Linked DNA regions of Homo sapiens: region 2 is linked to region 1. A link is a contact called in ENCODE Hi-C or POLR2A ChIA-PET data. All regions are on one chromosome and are shown on one strand. Each heading gives the region's core, a stretch centred on a gene start or an enhancer-like site at or near the end of the contact. The rest is flanking DNA. Distances are from core to core; before and after follow the strand shown. Region 1 overlaps LOC124902693. Region 2 has its middle 9.1 kb from the start of DRAP1.

The links. Hi-C counts contacts between places; a loop is a spot of excess contacts on that map. ChIA-PET counts read pairs that join two places held with the same protein, here RNA polymerase II (POLR2A). Pooled maps may share reads with other maps.
Region 2: a loop to region 1 is called in a pooled map, with 2.3 times the contacts of the local background. The contact joins two enhancer-like sites. A Hi-C loop is called at or near these places in 6 of 50 pooled maps. POLR2A ChIA-PET finds 5 or more read pairs at or near these places in 3 of 52 experiments (Panc1, WTC11 and activated B cell).

What each region holds. Positions count from the first base shown.
Region 1 is chr11:65,817,126-65,822,617 of GRCh38, reverse strand. All of the region lies in intron 3 of LOC124902693, which reads left to right. Among named protein-coding and RNA genes, the nearest start is that of SNX32, 14 kb to the left of the region's middle. RefSeq lists a silencer at 4,147-4,606. Within about 2 kb of position 4,242, at least 20 of the 41 ENCODE cell types and tissues checked have a DNase peak (open chromatin) inside an H3K27ac peak, as active enhancers do.
Region 2 is chr11:65,925,791-65,931,282 of GRCh38, reverse strand. No RefSeq gene overlaps it. Among named protein-coding and RNA genes, the nearest start is that of DRAP1, 9.1 kb to the right of the region's middle. RefSeq lists enhancers at 2,871-3,165, 2,880-3,309 and a cis regulatory region at 2,846-3,411. Within about 2 kb of position 3,027, at least 11 of the 41 ENCODE cell types and tissues checked have a DNase peak (open chromatin) inside an H3K27ac peak, as active enhancers do.

The DNA.
Region 1 (5,492 bases), core at 2,993-5,492:
TGCTCCAGCCTGGGTGACAGAGCGAGACCATGAAAAAAAAAAAAAGGAAAAAAGGAAGGAAGGAAGAAAGGAAGGAAAGAAGGAAAGAAACAAACTTCACTTTCAGAACATTTTTTCAAGACCAGCCTGGCCAACATGGTGAAACCCCATCTCTATTAAAAATACAAAACTTAGCCAGGCATGGTGGCGGGTGCCTGTAATTCCAGCTACTTAGGAGGCCAAGGCAGGAGAATCACTTGAACCCAGGAAGCGGAGGTTGCAGTGAGCCAAGATTGCACCTTTGTGCTCCAGCCTGGGTGACAAGAGTGAAATTCGGTCTCAAAAAAAAAAAGAACATTTTAATAAACTTTTATGATTAAAGGGTGAAAACATGTTTCTGTACCATAACGTTCAAATGTGAGGTCCACACTGGCAAACAGGTATTTATCTGTATTAAATATTATGTTCCATTTAAAGTATAACAATAATTCTCCGTGCCCATGGTCAGGTTGGGCAAATGACCACATTTCATGCTTGTGTGAGTTTTTGTTTGCAATCTGTATACTGCCCTTAGAGATACAGGTTCAAACAGGTGCAGGAAGCAGAGCTGCCAGCAAAGTGCAGGAGTCGACTCTTTTTCTTTTCTTTTCTTGCTTTTTTTTTTTTTTTTTTTTTAGCCAGAGTCTCGCTCTGTCACCCAGGCTGGAATGCAGTGGCTTGATCTCAGCTCACTGCAACCTCCACCTCCCGGGTTCAAGCAATTCTCCTGCCTCAGCCTCCCAAGTAGCTGGGAATACAGGTGTCTGCCACCATGCCCGGCTAATTTTTGTATTTTTAGTAGAGATGGGGTTTCACCATGTTGTCCAGGCTTGTCTCAAACTCCTGACCTCAGGTGATCCACCTGCCTTGGCCTCCCAAAGTGCTGGGGTTACAGGTGTGAGCCACTGCGCTCGGCCTCTAGACTCTTAATCTATGTTCTTTGAGTTACACCTGACAACTTTCCATCACACCTGGCTGCCTGGCTCAGGAACTGGAGGAAGGCGGCCAGTGCTGGCCAGGAATTTCTCAGAGGCCACTGGACAGTATTATGGAGTGGCCCCTGCCCCTCAGAGGCTCACTGTCCATAGCACAGGGGTCATCCATCCTGTCAGACCATGCTGACCCCACTCACGAGAGGCTAGCCCTGCAAGTTCTCCCCTGGGAACAGGAAGTAATCGTGCGAGGTTTACATGGCAGATCAGCTTGGTCTCGGGAGCTATTTCTACACAAATCACGTGGGGCTCAGAAGGCCATGCTCTGCTGCTCCCTGGACTCTGGCCCCTGTCCTGCGTGTCCTCCTTCCTCTGGTCCTCAGAGACTCCCCGTTCCCTGCCATATGCACACTTAGGGTGGGACCGGGATGTGCACTGTAGCCAGTTCTGTTCTTGTTTGTGTTGCTCAGAATCCATTGTTTCTTACTGATGCAGATCAGTGCCTAATACTAGGTGTCCAGCACCATGCTGGGAGCCAGGGATACAACAGACAGGTGCCTCCCTGGGGGATAAGTGGAGCACACGCAGGTAATAATCAGTGAACTGGGTAGCGCTTTGTTACAGGCCTCTCACAACTGGTATTTTATCTCCATCATATTGTAATTTTGTTTTTGTGGTGTGACCTAAAAAGCCTTGGATCCTCAAAAGATCTGGCCAAGTTCATGGTAAAGTTATTATTCCTTTAACAAATGCATTCATTTAACAATATTTATTAAGCACCTATTATTTGTCAGGTACCATTCCAGATGTCAGGATTATAACAGAGAACAAAACTGACAAATAGCACTGTTCTCTTGGTGCTTACATTGTTGTGGAAGGAGACAAAAAGAAATAATGTCAATATAATATGTCCTAAGAATTTTAAAGAAAAACTCAAGCAGGGTAAGGGAGAGAGAATGACGATGGGGAGGAGGGCCGCTCTTTGAGGAAGGCCCTTCTGGTGACCCTTGAAGCAGAGCCCAGCAAGAGGGGAGGGGGAAGCTGTGGTTTGGAGGAAGTCTTTTCATAGCGGGGAGCCTCAAGGGCAGAGCCCCCGAGGGGGAGTGTGCCCTACCTGTTGGAAGGAAGCCACTGATCTGCAATCCTGTTTTCCTCGTCTGCAAATTAATGGGCTTGTTGGGAGGGACAAATGAAATCATTTATATGAAAACATTTATGTCAACTGTAGAACACTCTATAAAAGTTATTCTCTTTATGTTGACTTCATCAAGTATTTGCAGTGTCTAAAGCAGGAATGATCATAATGATTATATTACAATTCTGCCCTTTCATTTTTTTTATTGAGGTGAAATGCATATAACATATAATTAATCATTTTATAGCCTACAATTCAGTGGCATTTGGTGCATTCACAATGTTGTGCAACCACCACCGCTTTCTATTTAAAAACCTTTTTCATCATCCCCACCTTTTCTTTCTTTTCTTTTTAAAATAGAGATGGTGTCTCCCTACATTGCCCAAGCTGGATTAGAACACCTGGGCTCAAGTGATCCTCCAACCTCAGTCTCCTGAGTAGCTGGGATTATAGGCACTCACCACTGTGCCTGGCCTTTCATTTTTATTTTATTTTATTTTATTAATTATTATTATTATTTAGAGACAGGATCTCACTCTGTTGCTCAGGCTGGAATGCGGTGGTGTGATCATGGTTCCCTGCGGCTTCCACCTGCTGGGCTCAAGCAATCCTCCCACCTCAGCCTCCCAAATAGCTGAAACTATAGACATACGCCACAGTGCCTGGCTAATTTTTGTATTTTTTGCAGAGCCGTGGTTTCATCTTGTTGCCCAGGCTGGTCTTGAACTCCTGGGCCTAAGTGATCCTCCTACCTTGGCTTCCTCCAGTGCTGGTATTACAGGCGTGAGTCACTGTGCCTGGCCTTTTTTATTTTTATTTTTTGACACAGAGTCTCACTCTGTCACCAGGTAGGACAGTGGTGCAATCTCGGCTCACTGCAACCTCTGCCTCCCAGGGTTAAGAGAGTCTTATGCCTCAGTCTCCTCAGTAGCTGGGATTACAGGTGCACACCACCACGCCCAGTTAATTTTTTTCTATTTTTAGTAGAGACAGGGTTTTACCATGTTGGCCCCACTGGTCTGGAACTCCTGGCCTCAAGTGATTCACCTACCTCGGCCTCCCAAAGTGCTAGGATTACAGGAATGAGCCACTGCACCCGGCCTTTGGCCTCATTTTAATTTTTATTTATTTATTTATTTATTTATTTATTTATTTATTTATTTATATTTATATTTTTATTTTTTTTGAGACGGAGTCTCGCTCTGTAGCCCAGGCTGGAGTCCAGGGGCGCGATCTCGGCTCACTGCAAGCTCCGCCTCCCAGGTTCACACCATTCTCCTGCAGTCAGCCTCCCGAGTAGCTGGGACTACAGGCGCCCGCCACCACGCCCGGCTAATTTTTTTTGTATTTTTAGTAGAGACGGGGTTTCACCATGTTAGCCAGGATGGTCTCGATCTCCTGACCTCGTGATCCGCCCGCCTCGGCTTCCCAAAGTGCTGGGATTACAGGCGTGAGCCACCGCGCCCGGCGCCGCATTTTTAATAGTCACTTGAGATACCATTCTGGAAATAGGATTTCCCCCCGTATCTGACTTTGTCCTTTCTGTTTCTGCCTAGCCTCCAGCTCCTAGGCTTCATCCATGTATTTTTCCAACAGCAATTTATTGAGCACCTACTGTGTGGGAGGCACTGTGCTAGGCAGATTCTGGAGACACAACAATGACAGTGACAGGGAGGTCCCTGCATCCCCAGGACTCACAGTGTGGTGGGGGATTTAGACAGTGAATGGATAATTGCCGGAAAACTAAATTATGATACATGCTTATAAGAAAAAATGTTTTGAAAATTATGTTAAATACATTTGTGGAGTTATCGAAGCTACTGGAAGAGAGACGCCACTCTCAGAACAACATGACTGGTTTTATAACTGTGCTCCCAGTTCAGACACGGGGGACAAAGATGACCTCGGGGAGGCGACCTGGATTTTGCTGGGGCCTAAGCAGCGAGGCCGGCCCAGGAAGAAAGAGCGGTGCTTCCTTCATTTGCTCCTGGTCACCCTCTGAGGTGTGCAAGGGTAGATAGTGTTGCCATCGCTCCCATTTGAGAGATGTGGAAACTGAGGCTTGGCCAGGCGTGCTTGCCACCTGGAGGGGCTGACGTCTGATACTTGCTTTAGCCAACGGTCAAAGCGTTTGTCCGATAGGGGGCAGCGGCGCGCCAGGCTGGAAGGAGAGCGGCATCCGCGCGCGCGGCGCTCCCGGCGTTCCAGGAGGGGGCGCTGCTGACCCGGCCTCGGATCGCCGCTCCCGCCCCGGCCTTGCCCCGCCGCCCTGCCCCACCCCCCGCCCGGAGCCCGGCACTCGTGACCTCGCCAGCTCTCAGCTCCCTCGGGCGATTTCGTGCACGCTAATGTGCGCCTCTGTGTTTTCCTAAATGCTGGTTTCTTCATCAAGCGGCGGAATAACGCATCAGGGCAGGTGACCCACGTCACCGGGGTGATGCACTGGTGCTCGCCGGGGCGGGCGCTGTGCCTGCGGGAGCCGCGCGGCCGGCGCGGTGTCGGGGCGCCTCGTGGGGGCCGAGCCGCGCCCGCACGTCCCTCAGGTAGGCGCGACCAGAGTTTCTTTAGACAGGATGACCTGGCAGCGTTTCCACCCCACCCACGGCGAGTTTCGCTTTCCTAATGTGGTTAAAAAGTGCGTTCTATCTGAAATAGGGTGGTTGAACAGGTTTCAACATTTTACTTAATTTTTTGTTTGTTTTAGATTTCTTCCTTCTGGTGGGTCTCTTTCTTTTTCTGTCAAGAAGATGTTCATAACTGTCCTCTTTGGCATTTGTTCAAAGTCCAGTTCTAATAGCTTTTGGACTGTGGTTTAATTTTAACCATAAAGCATTCTTTTGGAATAATTGCTTTTGAATCTGGGAAGAGCCAGCTGGATACAAGGCCATAAACACCCCCCTGCGGGGAATGTACAGGCTTTAAGTTACGTTTTTTTACCACTAGCATTTCTCTTTATCTTTTTTCTTTTTTTGGAGACAGGGTCTGGCTCTGTTGCCCAGGCTGGAGTTCAGTGGTACAATCAGAGCTCACTGCAGCCTCATCCTCCTGGGCTCCAGCGATCCTCCCATCTCAGCCTCCCGAGTAGCTAGCTGGGACCACAGGCACGCATCACTGGCTAATTTTTTTTTTTTTTTTTAGAGACAGGGTGTTGCTATGTTGCCCAGGCTGATCTCAAACTCCTGGTCTCAAGTGATCCTCCTGCCTCAGCCTCCCAAAGTGCTGGAATTACAGGCCTGAGCCACCATGCCTGGCCTAGCATATCTCTTTTTTTAAAAAAAGGAGACTGATGGGGGTTGGGGGGATGCAAATTGTGAGTAGATAGGTGGGATTGGAGGAGAGTTTGAACATCTGCTTTAATCAACTAAATGGTGTCTTAGAGCTGTCCTGCGGGCAACCATGTGGCCTCA
Region 2 (5,492 bases), core at 1,778-4,277, 110 kb before region 1:
TCACGCCTGTAATCCCAGCACTTTAGGAGGATGAGGCGGCGGATCACAAGGTCAGAAGATCGAGACCATCCTGGCTCATACGGTGAAACCCCGTCTCTAGTAAAAATAAAAAAAATTAGCCATGCGTGGTGGCGGGCGCCTGTAGTCCCAGCTACTCGGGAGGCTGAGGCAGGAGAATGGTGTGGACCCGGGAGGCGGAGCTTGTAGTGAGCCGAGATGGCGCCACTGCACTCCAGCCTGGGTGAGAGTGCGAGACTCCGTCTCAAAAAAAAAAAAAGATTGCCAAGAGAGTGAGGGCCCCCATCCAAGTGAAGAAAGTGTTTCAAAGAGGAGGCAAGCGACCAACTATGACAAGAGCCACTGAGAGGTCAAGGCGAGCCCAAATGAGAACAACTGAATCGCCTGGACCCATTCTCCAAGGACTCATTGTGGGAGGCTTATTACAGGCTTTGGCTGTGCGAATGCGGCTGAGATTGGCCTTCACCACATCACACCGCAGGCCCCATCTGAAACTGTTCTTTTGCAGCTAAAGTCTAGGAAAAAATTTCTTTCCACTGAAGAAGTTTTCTCCGGAAAAAAAAAAAAAAGTTTTTTGCTTTGGCTGCCAGAAAGCTCAGAACTAAATTTGATATTGAATTAATAAAGCACTTTTACAGGCCTTTATGGGTTGCATATTTATATATGTATGCTATTGTTTCTGATCTTTATTTTCTCTTTTAATTATATTTTATTATTTTATTTAAAAAATTTTTTAATAATTTTTTTAGAGACAGGGTCTCACTATGTTGCCTAGGCTGGTATCAAACTCCTGGCCTCAAGTGATCCTCCTGCCTTGGCCTCCCAAAGTGCTGGGATTATGGTGTGAGCCATCCCATGTGGCCTAAATTTTTTTTTTTTTTTTTTTTTTCAGATAGAGTTTCGCTTTGTCACCAGGCTGGAGTGCAGTGGCACGATCTTGGCTCACTACAACCTCCATCTCCCGAGTTCAAGAGATTCTGCTGCCTCAGCCTCCCGAGTACCTGGGGCTGCAGGCGTGCACCACCACACCCAGCTAATTTTTGTATTTTTAGTAGAGACAGGGTTTCACCATGTTGGTCAGGATGGTCTCGATCTCTTGACCTCGTGATCCGCCCTCCTCAGCCTCCCAAAGTGCTGGGATTACAGGCATGAGCCACCACACCCGGCCTAAAATTTTTTGTTTTTAGAGATAAGATCTTGCTATGTTGCCCAGTCTGGACTCACATTCCTGGTCTCAAGTGATCCTCCCTCCTCGGGCCTCCAGAGTAGCTGGGAGTGCACCACTGGTAGCACGGGTGTATACCACTGCACCCATCCACATTCTTGAATCTCCATTTCTGTTTTTTAAATTTTACCTTCCTTGTTCTTGTTGGAAGCCACCTCAGGTGCACTGGGAATGTGGTTTGCAAATTAATCAATGGTATTTCATTTATTCGGCAAGCATACAATGATGTCTTGTAGTAGTCAGGTCTCTCTAGCATACAATTGGCCTAAATACATTATTAAAGATAAAAATAAATGTCTTCACCCATTCTCTGTTGCTTATAACAGAAAACCTGGAACTGGGTAATTTATTTAAAAAACGGAGTCTTGCTCTATCGCCCAGGCTGGAGTGCAGTGGTGCGATCTCGGCTCACTACAACCTCCACTGCCCAGGTTCTCGCAATTCTGCAGCCTCAGCCTCCTGAGTAGCTGGGATTACAGGCACCCACCACCACATCCAGCTAATTTTTGTATTTTTAGTAGAGATGGGGTTTTGCCATGTTGGCCAGGCTTGTCTTGAACTCCTGATCCCAGGTGATCTGCCTGCCTCAGCGTTCCAAAGTCCTGGGATTACAGGCGTGAGCGATTGCACCCGGCCACATGTGCTGTCTTGAGTCTCACGGCCACCCCTGACCAATGGCTGTGGGGAGGGTATCTTGACCAGCGGTCCTGGAGGTGCCACCTGGTTGGAGTGGGGTGGGCGTCAGTTCTCTAGGGATACGGATATGATTTGGGGTGGCCTGAAGGAAGAAGGGCAGGGCAGACCCATGCACAAAAACATGCCCACCACGTACCTACCACGTGCCAGGCCCTGTGAGACATCCTGGAGACACAGACGTGAATCCGACAGGCCCTGTGTCCCCAAGAGGGGCGCTTTCCAGAAGTGGAGGTGAAACCTGCAAGCACAGTTATCCCAGCCAGAGCATGGGAAGAAACTTGGAGAGGGGACAGGTGAAGGACTTGGGGAGTTCAAAGGATGAGGAGGGACTCTAGGTTCTGGCCTTGAGGAAGTAAGGTGAACTGAAATTGCCCTTTTTCTACAAACAGCTAAGAAACTGGACAAAGCACAGGAAACAAGTGTTTTCAGATATTAGACAAAGGGCAGCTCAGGGCTGTGATCCCTGAAAAACGGAAGATAAAGGGGAGGAGCCCTGACATTGCATAGGTGATTTTCCTACCACTGCACTGGGAGGGCAACCGTTGTTCTCACCGAGTTAAGAAGACGAGACCAGAGTTTGGGAAGGCTCATCTTCAGGGCTTCTGATCTAACTGAAGACAGGCCCAGATATGGGTATTTTAAAGTTCCCCAGGGTCGGCCGGGCACAGTGGCTCAGGCCTGTAATCCCAGCACTTTGGGAGGCCGAGGCGGGTGGATCACTTAAGGTCAGGAGTTTGAGACCAGCCTGGTCAACATGGTGAGAACTTGTCTCTACTAAAAATACAAAAAATTGCCAGGCGTGGTGGCGAGTAGCCTCCCCAGCTACTGGGGAGACTGAGGCAGAAAGGAGAATCACTTGAACCTGGGAGGCAGAGGTTGCAGTGAGCCAAGATCGCGCCACTTCACTCCAGTCTGGGAGACAGAATGAGACCCTGTCTCAAAAAAAAAAAAAAGAAAAAAAGAAAAAAAAGCTCCCCAGGGTTCTAAGATGTAGCCAGGGTTGAGAACCACTAGGCTAATCTGCAACTCCAGACAAAGGCGGAAGGGGGGCAGGGAACCCACAAAACAGAAACCAAACTCTAAGAAAACGGGTAAGAGGAAAGTGAAACCGACTCTGGGCACCAGGCTGGAATGGAAGAGCATCTGTGGCTAAAAACAGGGCAGCCGCACCCCCCTGGAGGAACCAGGGCCCTGCCCACCCACTTGCTTGCTGCGGCTTCAACACGCTGGCCTCCTCGGGGTCCCCTCTCCCCACTACCCCTGGAGAGGCGTGAATGTACCTATTTGTTTACCATCAGTCTGCTGCCCCTTCCCCCAACTGGACTGAGCTAGGGAGCAGAGGCTCTGTGTGTTTTCTCTGAGTTCACCTTCCCCAAGCCCAGAGCAGGGCCCGGCACAGAGTAGGTACTCAGCAAATATTTCTTGAGTGACTGAATGAAGACAATGTATGATCCCATGAATCCTGCAGGGCCATGCTTTACCCTGCCCTATGTGATGCTGTCCCCTGAGGTTGGGCCCATTCTGACAATGTCTTTTCTGTTTTTTCAACACAGGGTGCATAGAATCAAGCAGACATGCGCCTTAGTTTGGGGCACTCCATGCAGCCATAGGGCCCTGAAAAGCTTCCCTTTTCTTTTCTTTTTTGTTTGTTTGTTTGTTTGTTTGAGATGGAGTTTCGTTCCTGTTGCCCAGGTTGGAGTCCCATGGCACGATCTTGGCTCACCGCAACCTCCGCCTCCCGGGTTCAAGCAATTCTCCTGCCTCAGCCTCCCGAGTAGCTGGGATTACAGGCATGCGCCACCATGTCCGGCTAATTTTGTATTTTTAGTAGAGATGGGGTGTCTCCATGATGGTCAGGCTGGTCTGGAACTCCCAACCTCAGGTGATCCGCCCACCTTGGCTGCCCAAAGTGCTGGGATTACAGGCTTGAGCCACCACACCCAGCCTAAAGCTTCCCCTTTCAATGGACTCTCCCCTTCCCTGCATCCCAGTCCTACTCCTGCTGCTTTGAGCCACGACATCCCCTTGTCTGTTTAGTACATGCCCTTCCAATCTGCTTTCCAGGATCTTATTTCCATAAATGTCCATAACAGCAGGCACCATTTATTGGGTGCTTACTGTATGCCAGGCACTGTGCTGAGCGACTTACATATCATATCTCATGAAACCATCACATGTCCCTGAAGGAGGTGCTATTATGATCCCCGTTTTACAGATTAGAAAATAGAGATAGGCTGGGCAAGGTGGCTCACGCCTGTAATCCCAGCACTTTGGGGGGCCGAGGCGGGCGGATCACCTGAAGTCAGGAGTTTGAAACCAGCCTGACCAACATGAAGAAACCCTGTCTCTACTAAAAACAATACAAAATTAGCCGGGTGTGGTGGCGTATGCCTGTAATCCCAGCTACTCGGGAGGCTGAAGCAGGAGAATCGCTTGAACCTGAGAGGCGGAGGTTGTGGTGAGCCGAGATAGCACCACTGCTCTCCAGCCTGGGTGACAAGAGAGAAACTCCGCCTCAAAAAAAGAAAAGAAAACAGAGGTAGAGGCCAGGTGGGGTGGCTCATGCCTGTAATCCCAGCACTTTGGGAAGCTGAGGAGGGTGGATCACTTGAGGTCAGGAGTTTGAGACCAGCCTGGGCAACAAAGTGAGATCCCATGTCTCAAAAAATATATATATACATATATATATGTGTGTACATATATATACACACACATACACACACACACATATATATACACACATATATAGGCACACACATATACATATAAAAATACATATATTTGTGTATATAGAGACATATACATATATATTTGTATCTATACGGTCTCGTCCATGTTCTGGAGCCGAGCATCCCTGTAACTTGGAAGGAATGGCCTCAGGTGTGGCGGGATAGGTTGTTAACTTCACCTCTCCATGCCCTGTTCCACACACACACCTGTGTTTAAGTCCAGACCCACCCTAATCAAAGGCCCTGTACCAAAAAGGGGAGGGACCAGACCCGTGGTGGAGGGTCTGGATCACAAGTACCATTCCCTTGCCTTTCTTTTATTTATTTATAAAAGAAAACAGGCCAGGCACGGTGGCTCATGCCTGTAATCCCAGCACTTTGGGAGGCCGAGGCTGACGGATCACTTGAGATCAGGAATTTGAGACCAGCCTGGCCAACATGGCTAAACCCTGTCTCTACTAAAAACACAAAAATTAGCCGGGCATGGCGGCACGCACCTGTAGTCCCAGCTACTCAGGAGGTTGAGGCAGGAGAATCGCTTGAACCTGGGAGGTGGAGGTTGCAGTGAGCCAAGACTGCTCCACTGCACTCCAGCCTGGGCGACAGAGAGAGAGATTGTCTCAAAAAAATGAAAAGAAAAAGAAAAAAGAAAACAGAGGTAGAGACAGCTTAAAGTCACTTGTCCAAGGTAACAGAGTAAGTGGCAGAAATGCCGTATAAAGGATTCTCATGTATGTCTGCGTTTTTTGTTTCTTGTTCTCTATTTGACTATTTGTCACTCAGCACTCTGCATTTAAGCTCTATCCCTGTTGCCTTCTGCCCAG